Linked DNA regions of Homo sapiens: region 1 is linked to region 2. A link is an interaction called in ENCODE POLR2A ChIA-PET data of the cell type or tissue named here. Cell type or tissue: OCI-LY7. All regions are shown on one strand. Each heading gives the region's core, and the rest is flanking DNA. Links, peaks and the distances in the headings are about the cores only.

Evidence for each region. Peaks named below come from ENCODE experiments on the same cell type or tissue, not always from the same donor. Only the 100,000 strongest peaks of a DNase experiment are listed, where the experiment ranks them.
Region 1: POLR2A ChIA-PET joins it to region 2 with 11 read pairs; 4 of 35 experiments call an interaction of 5 or more read pairs at or near these places.

What each region holds. Positions count from the first base shown.
Region 1 is chr7:30,254,112-30,259,490 of GRCh38, forward strand. All of the region lies in intron 2 of LOC124901607 (a long non-coding RNA gene), which reads left to right. LOC105375218 (a long non-coding RNA gene) reads right to left here. Exons shown (of 4, transcript NR_136267.1): 3 at 1-169. Among named protein-coding and RNA genes, the nearest start is that of ZNRF2, 28 kb to the right of the region's middle. RefSeq lists an enhancer at 953-1,097 and a cis regulatory region at 1,019-1,032. In OCI-LY7, for the core only: no CTCF peak of the experiment used is centred there; no DNase peak of the experiment used is centred there.
Region 2 is chr7:30,175,889-30,181,267 of GRCh38, forward strand. It overlaps LOC105375217 (a long non-coding RNA gene), which reads right to left. Exons shown (of 2, transcript XR_927147.4): 1 at 3,049-5,379; 2 at 501-1,094. Among named protein-coding and RNA genes, the nearest start is that of MTURN, 44 kb to the left of the region's middle. RefSeq lists enhancers at 643-702, 3,286-3,335 and a silencer at 793-852. In OCI-LY7, for the core only: no CTCF peak of the experiment used is centred there; DNase peaks (open chromatin) are centred at 713 and 3,313; H3K4me3 peaks cover 907 bases; H3K27ac peaks cover 433 bases.

The DNA.
Region 1 (5,379 bases), core at 146-5,145, 78 kb after region 2:
CTTTGGCAGAACAAAGACCAGAATCCAATTTTTGTCAATCAAGTCACTTTTCCCCTCTGGGCCTCAGTTTCCTCCTCTGTAGTTGAATGTACCTCTTCCTCCACTTCACTCTTCCCAAAGTGCTGGGATTACGGGTGTAAGCCGCCGCACCTGGCCTTCATGTTTATATCTAAAAAAAAAAAAATCACTCACATGTGAACTTTTCTTTAAATAATTGGCTATAGAGGACACATTTTCTTGGGAATAAAAAAGGCACTAGTAGTGCTATTTTTGTTGTGCCGATTGATGCCAGCAGATTTATAGTTGCCCTACTTGTTCTGTTTGTCTTGCCTGCAGAGTGGATAGGTGGCTGGGTACATTGCCCTCAAATCTTTGAACAATGGCCCCAGCTTTAAAATGTGCTTTCTTGTCCTATTTTCACCACTGAATCAATGTTAATTAGAAAAATCCTTTAACCTCTTTATGTCTTAGTTTTTTCACATGCGAAATGGAAAGAGCACCTGGCTCTCCACATGCCTAGAGAAATCTAGCACGGGGTGGTTAGAATTTGTGACTGCTGCCCTGTCAGTTCCATGGAGATGTCTGGCCTCTGGGCAGTATGGAGATGCAGGCTTGCCAGCAGTTTGTGATGCCTCTTTTGCTGGGTCCCATGGAAGGTTGCTAGATGCCCTGACTCCTGGTGTTCTATAGCCGGAGAAGACAGATTCGGTGTTACTTCTAGAACAGTGCCTCCCCACAGGACCAAGTCTAATCCGGTCTGATCTGTAGCCAATGAGAAAAATAAAGATAATGTGGTGCATGTGTCTGTGTGTCTGTGTGTGAGTGTGTGAGTGTGCATATTGTCAGTTGTTCTTTCTTCTGAGATAATGTGCTTCCTATTTTTCGGTGTGAAATTGTTTTTTTTTTTTTATGTCCATAATGCATACTTGTCATAAAATTTCAAAGTCTGCTTTAAAACACTGAGCTGAAGGACAACCCTGTTATTGTTTCCTAGATCTTCTGTGACCTGGTTTTGACAGTCAATGATTAACTTACTTTGGCTAGAAGAGGTAATGCTAAGTGTTGGAAGTTTACTCAGCTTCTTAACTAGAATTGCACTAACATTTACTAAGGGTACACTGCGTGCTAGGAACTGTGTTTGATGCTTCCATGTACATCATTTTATTCAATCCTCTTAGGAATTCTATGAGGTTGGAAGTGTTATAGCCATTTAAAATAAGGGCAATCTGAAGCTCAAAGAAGACAAACCACTTGGTCAAGGTCCCCAATTGTTAACCATCAAAGTCTGAATTTGAACTTGGTTTGTCTGAGCCCAAAGTCCATAGTTTTTAACCTCACTAGCCTAATTCTGTAAATAGATCTGGGATGAACAGGACTCTTTCATCCATGACGCCTTCCTATCTGCTGAGTTGGTGAGAGTCTGAAGAGGGGCCAAAGCCAGGGACAAAGTGAGACCAAGTCCCTGAGTCACACAGTGACCTTGAGTGCATTCCAGAGATCAGACTGAAACATCCTCGATGATCTCTTCTGTGGTATCATCTACCCTTGATTTTCTATAAATAGGAATAATCAATGTTGACTGGACTGAATGACACAGAAGCAAACGAATTGTTTGTCCTCCAGGACTGTAACCAGCAATCAGCCTTGTATTCAGTGACATTTGGGCCAGTATTTACTTCTTTATCTCATATCTGTTTTGTCTGTGATTAAATTCCACTATGAAGGTGACCAAGAAAGCTAATGTTTTGAATTTTCAAGATTTCATTGTTAAGAAATCTGTTCAAGGAAAGGCCAAGTCTTTGGGCAGAATGACCAAATGCTCCTAAGCCTCAAGTTTGCGAACTTTATTTCAAAAAGTAGAGTACTGGTCTTTTTAGCTAAAGGTTCCCATTCTGTAGGTCTCATGGGGGTGTCCTGGAATCAAACCTGGGGATTGAATATAGGCAGAAGATCCAGGAACACACATTGGGAACAGTTCTAAGATACCCACATTTCGTTCAAGAGGCATATATAATCATCATTGGCTGGCTGGACACTTTTCCTTTATTGTTTTTCTTTCCAATCAACAGGGATGAAGAATAGCCCTTGTTGACCCTACATGCCAAAAACAAATTGCACGAGCCTCCAAATAATCACTTTTTGGAGGGTATATTTTAGTACAAAAAAATGGACCAAACTGAAGAAGCCTTAGTTGTAGAGTCCAGAGGGTTGAAATTGGGGAGGGGTGAGAACCAAGGTGTCCTCATGGGCCAGGAGAGCACACCCTGGCCCATGCCTTTCTTAAGGACAAGGCACGTGCTGGGCACTGTCAGCGTGGAGTCATGAATCCGGAAGAAGCAGTTGCACTAACTCAAAAGTCCTTTAGCATTTACAGACAGTTCTGTTTTTATCGAGTATAAGCATATCTTCCGAATGCTGCCTGCAAATGCCAACTCTCTGGCTGGCGCCATGCTTCTCCAAGGTAACGCGCTCTGTGTGCATGGCTGTCTTCATGGCTGTTTATAGGCAGAGAACAATTCTCATTGATCAACACCTGGGCTGAACCAGTTGTTCGATATACAGGCATACCTTGTTTTATTGCATTTCGCTTTATTGCACATCCTAGATACTGCTTACTACTTTTTTTTTTATATATACAAATTGAAGGTTTGTGGCAACCTGGCATCAGGCAAGTCTATTGGTGCCATTTTTCCAACAGCTTGTGTTCATTTCATGTCTTTGTGTCACATTTTGGTAATTCTCACAATACTTCAAACTTTTTCATTATTACATTTGTTATGGTGAACTATGATCAGTGATTTTTTTCTTTTTCTTTTCTTTTTTTTTTTTTTTTTTTTTGAGATGGAGTTTCGCTTTTGTTGCCCAGGCTGGAGTGCAATGGCGTGATCTTGGCTCGCAACAACCTCTGCCTCCCGGGCTCAAGCAATTCTCCTGCCTCAGCCTCCCGAGTAGCTGAGATTACAGGCATGTGCCACCATGCCTGGCTAGTTTTGTATTTTTAGTAGAGACAGGGTTTCTCCATGTTGGTCAGGCTGGTCTCAAACTCCCGACCTCAGGTGATCCACCCGCCTCAGCCTCCCAAAGTGCTGGGATTAACAGGCATAAGCCACCACACCTGGCCGATTAGTGATTTTTGACGTTACTGTTTTATTGTTTTGGGGAGCCATATAAGATGGAGAACTTAATAAATGTATGTGTGCTAACTGCTCCCCTGACTGCCTGTTCCTCCATCTCTCCCTTACCTTGGCCCTCCCTATTTCCTGAGACCCAACAATATTGAAATTAGGACAATTAATAACCATACAATGGCCTTTAAATATTCAAGTAAAGGAAGAGGAACACATCTCATCTTCTTTTTTCTTTCTTTTTTTTTTTTTTTTTTTTGAGATGGAGTCTTGTTCTGAGGCCCAGGCTGTAGTGCAGTGGTGCAATCTCGGCTCACTGCAACCTCCACCTCCCAGGTTCAAGCAATTCTCCTGTCTCAGCCTCCCAAGTAGCTGGGACTACAGGCATGTGCCACCACATCCAGCTAATTTTTGTATTTTTAGTAGAGACAGGGTTTCACCATGTTGGCCAGGCTGGTCTTGAACTCCTGACCTCAAGTGATCCACCCACCTTGGCCTCCCAAAATGTTGGGATTACAGGCGTAAGCCACCATGCCCCGCCACATCTCTCGCTATCAATCAAAAGGGAGAAATTATTAAGCTTAGTGGGAGGTATGTGGGAGGCCAAGATGGGCTGAAAGCAAGGCCTCTTGCACAAAACAGTTGGCCAAGTTGTGAATGCAAAGGAAAAGTTATTGAAGGAAATTGAAAGTGCTACTCCAGTGAACACATGAATGATAAGAAAGCAAAAGAGTCTTATTGTTGATATAGAGAAAGTTTGACTGATCTGGATAGAAAATCAAGCCAGTCACAATATTTCCCTAAGCCAATGCCTTGTCCAGAGCAAGGCCCTATCTCTCTTCCATTCTTTGAAGACAGAGAGAAGTGAAAAAGTTGCAGAAGAAAAGGTGGAAGCTAGCAGAGGTTGGTTCATGAGGTTTAAGGAAAGAAGTTGCCTCCATGACATGGAAGTGCAAGGTAAAGTAGCAAATGCTGATGTAGAAATTGCAGCAAGTTATCCAGAAGACCTAGCCCAAGACAGTTGATGAAGGTGGCTACACTAAACAACAGATTGTCAGTGTAGGTAAAACAGCCTTCTATTGAAAGAAGATGCCATCTAGAACTTCCATAGCTAGAGAAGAGAACTCAAGGCCTGGCTTCAAGTCAGCCTTCAAAGGACTCTTTTGTTAGGGGTTAATGCAGCTGGTGACTTTAAATTGAAGCCAATGTTCATTTACCATTACAAAAATCCCAAGGCCCTTAAGAATTATGCTAAATCTACTCTGCCTGTGCTCTAGAAATGGAACAACAAAGCCTGGATGACAGCACATCCGTTTACAGCATGGATTAGTGAATAGTTTATGCCCACTGTTGAGACTTACAGCTCAGAAAAAAAAAAAGATTCCTTGCAAAACATGATTGCTCATTGATGATGTACCTAGTCACCCAAAAGCTCTGATGGAGATGTACAGGGAGATTAATGTTATTTTCCTGTCTGCTCACACAACATCCATTCTGCAAATCTATGGATCAAGGAGTAATTTTGACTTTCAAATGTTATTATATAAGAAATACATTTTATATGATTATAGCTACCATAGGTAGTGATTCCTTCAATGGGTTTGGATAAAGTAAATTGAAAATCTTCTAGAAAGGATTCACCATTCTAGATGCCATTAAGAACATTTTTGATTCATGGGAGGAGGCCAAAATATCAACATTAAGAGGAATTTGGAAGAAGTTGATTCCAACCCTCATGAATGACTTTGAGGAGTTCAAGACTTTAGTGGAAGAAGTCACTGCAGATATGGTGGAAATAGCAAGATAACTAGAATTATAAATGGAGCCTGGAGATGTGACTGGATTGCTGCAGTCTCATGACCAAACTTCAATGAATGAGGAGTTGCTTCTTATGGATGAGTAAAGAAAGTGGTTTCTTGAGATGGAATCTACTCTTGGTGAACATGCTGTGAACATTGTTGGAATCACAACAAAAAATTTAGAATGCTTCATCAACTTAGTTGATAAAGCAGTGGCAGGGTTGGAGAGGATTGACTCCCAATTTTGAAAGAAGTTCTACTGTGGGTAAGTAAAATGCTATCAAACAGCATTGCATGCTACAGAGAAATATTTTATGAAAGAGTTCATCAATAAGTCCATTATTGTCTTATTTTAAGAAATTGCCACAGTCACCCAACTTTCAGCACCACTACTCTGATCAGTCAACAGCCATCAAAAGTGAGGCAAGACCTTCCACCAGCAAAAAGATTAAGAC
Region 2 (5,379 bases), core at 249-5,248:
TCTATTCTTCAAGCTCCAACCCAGGACAACTGCAACATGTGTATAGTCTTTCACACAGTTGCTCATTTAATTCCCAAGAGGCAGATATATTATTAGCATCACTTTTACTATTATCCTGCCCTCTTGACAGATGAGAAAACTGAGTGTTGTGTGGTGGGAAGTGTCTTATCTTCCACTAGAGTCTAGCAAACTACCATAAACTTAGCAACTTGAAACAGCCCATACTGGAGCCGAGTAACGTAGCTCATGCCTGTAATCCTGACAGTTTGGGAGGCCAGGGCAGGAAGATCACTTGAGGCTAGGAGTTCAAGACCAGCCTGAGCAATATAGCAACACCCCATCTCTACAAAAAATTTTAAAAAATTAGCCGGGCATGTGCCTATAGTCCCAGCTACTCTGGAGGCTGAGGCTTGAGCCTAGGAGCTTGAGGCTGCAGTGAGCTATGATTGCCACCGCACTACAGCCTGGGCAACAGGGTAAGAAAAAGAAAATACAACAACAACAGCAAAAACACATTTATTATCTCACAGTTTCTGTGCCTCAGGAATCTGGGTGTGTCTCTGCAGAATCCTCTGCTTCAGGGTCTCTTATGAGGCTGCAGTCCAGGTGTCAGCTAGGGCTGGGGGCTCATCTGGAAGCTCAGCCGGGCAAGGACCTGCCTCTAAGGCATTCCGCAGTTGACAGAATTCAGTTCCATCTGAGCAGTTAGACCAAGGGCCTCAGTTCCTGCCAGCTGTTGGCTGGAGGTCACTGTCAGTTCCTTGCCACATGGGCCTGCTTACTTTATCAATGTGTGTGACCCGAGAAGGCAATAAAGAATCTGCTTGTAAGGGAGGCTACAATCTCTTGAAACCTAATCTTAGAAGTGACACCCTGTCACCTTTGGTTAGAAGCAAGTTGCTAGGCCAGCCCACACTTGGGAGGCACCCCCACTACACAGGGTGTGAACACAAGGAGCAGGTCACCAGCCATCCCAGTGTCAACCCACACAGGACATAACACGTGGGATTTGGGCACAGGCATGTCGACCTCCAATGCTTGGCTGCTTCCTTCTATGCAATCCTGGATCCTCCATGATTGTGCTCTGCTGTGGCCTGAACAAAAAGGGAACGATGATAGTTCTTTCTTCATGTGACTCTACTAAGTACTCTTTTAGCCAGGGAAGTTGAGTAATCTGGTTTTAACAATAGAAAAGTGGGACTTGCAAATTAGCATGGGTTTCCAAAACGGAATGCAATTTAAAGCTGAGAAGCTGAAGTGATAAATGGAGGAACAGTGTTCTGTCTATAAAAGCAGCTGATAAAAATGCCTGTCACCTTTCAAACCAGTCCTGCACCCCAGAGACCACAGGTAAATCATCTCTCTCTACCCAGACCTGCAAACTGTCCATGTATGTAACACTGCCACTGCAGGGAAGGAGGCGGGCCAGAGGAGCAGGAGAGAGCCAGCCACCACCTCACCAGCCTTCTGTGTGAGTTGCCTTCTCCCAAGTCCTTTGAGTGGAGACAGCCCAGTCCCTGATCAACCAAGTGCCCTGCAGTGACAGCTGGGAAAGATGGCAGGTGTCAGCCTTCTCGCCCCATCTCTGCCACCACTGCTCCCTGAAAACTTCTCGCAGGGATGATTCCAGTGTTGTGGCTTCTCGGCAACCCAGCTTCAGTCTCGGGCACCCCTCTTCTCCCAAGCCTGTTTCTCAGCCTGCCACTGAGTAGACTCTCTTTTCAGTGCTCCTCAGAAGAGTTACTCCAGTTCCCAGGAGCACCCCGATTCATCTCCTCAACTGGGACTTTCTATCTCTAGCTCGACCCCAAACTGTATATTGATTTAATTAATATTTATTGAAAACTTACTAAAGGCCATATATATCCTTCTAAAGCACTGAAAAACATATTCCTTATACATGGGTATGTATGTACATAAATACCTATAACATAGAGGCTAACAGCATGGTTTTAAAATTAGATCTCGTCATTTAGTAACAGTGAACTTTACTTTGGCAGGTTACTCTAACTTTCTGAGTCCCAGTTTCCTTTTCTGTAATGTGGACATCATTTTTCCTACCTCAAAGGATCAGTGTGAGAAGAAAGTGAAATACTAATTTGTGTGTGGCACTTAGCACTGTGCCTAAAACATAATAAATACTTAATAGCACTTCTGTGTAATCAGCACAGGACAGACCATTCCCGAAGATTCCCGCTCCCACCAAATCATAGGCTCTTAGAAGGCTAAAACCACAGCTGTCTTGTTCACCCTTATATCCCCAGTACCTGGCATAATGCCTGGCACATGGAAAGTGCTTAATAAACGTTTCTGCAATGAGCTAATAAGTGAATAAGTAATACTGCAGTTAATGACAAAAATATTTATCTGGTGCAACTTTCCAAGGAGCTTAAAGATCTCTCAATATTATTTAATTTGGTTTTAAAGTTCACCTTGGGGCCAGGCATAATGGCTCATGCCTCTAATCCCAGCACTTTGGGAGGCAGAGGTGGGAGGATCGCTTGAGTCCAGGAGTTCAAGATCAGACTGGGCCACAAAGCAAGTCTCCGTCTCTACCAAAGAAATATGAAAAATTATCCAGACATGGCAGTTGTACCTGCAGTCCTAGCTAGCCAGGAGGCTGAGGTGGGGGGAAATCGCTTGAGCCCAGGAGTTCAAGGATGCAGTGAGCTATGATCACATGACTGCTCCAGCCTGGGCAACAGAGCAGGACTCTAACTCTAAAAAAAAAAAAAAAAAAAAAAAAAAAACCCCACAAAAAAACAAAGTTCACCTAGGATGGCAAGTAAAAGGTTTGACCATTTACTTAGGCCTTTGACCAAGGTGTAAAGGACTAAACTTGACTTGCCTAAAACCATGCAATAAATCTGGTTATAGGTTGGCATGGCTACAGGGTTGGCATTTGGATTCTTGTACTCATAGCTCCCTACTCCTACATATCTAGTGTATTGAGACCATCTTCCTAGCCTGACTGACTTGCCCATAGAGAAAAGCCCCTCTGAACTCCAAAATCTGAGGACTTTCTAATTCTTTGTGACCATGACTCACTTTGTAAGGAACCAATAAGTTGTCCCAGGCCTTGGTGCTGAGCAAATGGTGGAGCAGAAGCCAGCTGCCTGCTGTCCATTAGTCCAAAAGTGGGATCTGACATCTCTGCAGAGTCCGTCCAGCACCCTAGGGTTGATTTCCCTGGGGGTGTTGTTAGCCACTCAGGATGACCAGCAGCCATTCCTGGAGAATGAGAACAAATCTCAGAATCATGTGATCTGTCTCTAGTCCCAGCTCCACTAGCTGTGTGACCTTGGACAAGTTACTTAACTTCTTTTCACTTTCATTTTCTCATCTGAAAAGAAGGGGAAGTAACACCTTGTAAGGACTGAATAATATGATGTCTGACAAAAGGCACCGTGCCCAGCACAATTCCCAGAGACTGTTTGTGGAGTTTGGATCTGAATGCAGGGCTGGCGTTAATCATCCTTTGTGGGGAGCAGCCCAGGAAAATCTTCTGGTCCCCTGTTTCCCTCTCATAGTCCAGTCCAATTCCCATTGGCACTTTGGGGAAGGCAGTGATTTTCAAGATTTATCTCAGAGCAGAACTCTTTTGTCAAGCAAACTTAACATGGAATGGAACGGAACGGAAGTATATAAAACTGATAAAGCTGAGCTCACTTGTCAAAGCAGGGCTGGGGACAACCTAGATCTCTCTTTGTGATTTGCCCCTCCTCATTTTGCAGTGGCCTCCAATATAACTCCATGAGCCCCCAGGCTTCCCAGAACTTGGATGGAACACAACTCAACTAAAGTAGTATTCTAGATGGTCTCTGTCAAATTAGTAACAATATCAACACATTATTATAACATAAATGCTAGCTATAATTTATTATTATTATTATTACTACAGCTAACATTTACTACAGTGGTTCTCAAGCTTTAGCTTACATCAGAATCACCTGGAAACCTGATTAAAACACAGATTAATGGACCTCACCCCCAGAGTTTCTGATTCAAAAGCTAGCGTGGAGCCGAGAATCTGCATTTCTAACACATAACTAACTAGTGATGGTGATGCTGGAGTGTGGGAAGACACTCTGAGAACTGATGATTTACTGTGAGCTAAGTGCTAAGCATTCTACGTGGAGACTGCTTTTAATGCTCATAACCACACGATGAGATAGGTATTGAACTATTTACATCCTTTTACAGATGAGGAAACTAAAAGTCTAAGTAACTTGCTCCAGGTCTTAGTTACTAAGTGGCAGATTCCAACCCAGGTCTGACTCCAAAGTCCTCACTCCTAACCATGATGTTAAAATGTTAAAATGGAAGCCTATTATAAGGAATAGGTCCACTTATTTGCATTCATTAACCAGCATAAATAAGTTCATGTAATGAACTGGCTCTGAGAGAAAGGGTTCTAAGGTAGTTGAGGTTTGATGAAGAATAGAACAACCAAACAAATCAGGAAGGTTTGAGTAACAGGCCATTGCTTATCATAGTCTGCAAGGTATCTCAAGAATTTGACCAAGAGAGACAGTGCTTGTGACAAAAGATAGAAAAGCTGGTCAAAAAGACAAATTTCACTTTATTCATTATTCATGTAGTCACTAGTTTATAAAATGCTTATTGAATATGTACTATAAGGTGGGGGCTGTTTGGTGCTGAAGATATGAGGGAGAGTAAAAGTAGACAGGGTTCATGACCCTCAAAGCTTACAGACCCCTCAAAGCAACAATATTAAGCTTAGTAACAATTTTGCCCAAGTCGTGAAATCTTGACATTCAGCTTTGGCCACATGGTTCTGTCAGGTCCCAGCTCTTTTGGTTCTGACTCTTCTGGATCTTATTATCTTGTATTTTTCACTCTATCTGTTGACCTAATGTATTTCCATTCTGATGTGTGCAGTTCAGCACAATCCTGACATCATGAACTTAAAAGCCTGCCTTGTTAATAGATTTTATTTTTTGAATGTTGACTATGGACAGGATTTGGCTTGCGTGTGATAATTGGTAACCATATGACTAATAGGAGGAGGTTTTATAATTGGTCTGCTCTTGTATTCTTACTCATCACTGCTAATTACCCAGTGTGTCTGATATGCCAGATGGATATTTAATAAATGGTCTAATGATTGGATCTGAAATAACATATTCAGGTTCAAGAGAACCATGGTCCTGGGAGGGAGGTCACACAGTTCTCCATTCTGCCATCCAGCACCGTTGCTTTTAGATGAAGTTTGATGAGGCTGAATTAGATCCTGACAATTGTATGGCATTTTTGTTTAATTCCAAGGAAATTTTCTTTCATGGGCTTACCATGATTTCTATGGAAACTCATTTTGGGGAAAATCCTCAGTCTGACTTGTTCCAAGTTGGATTTACT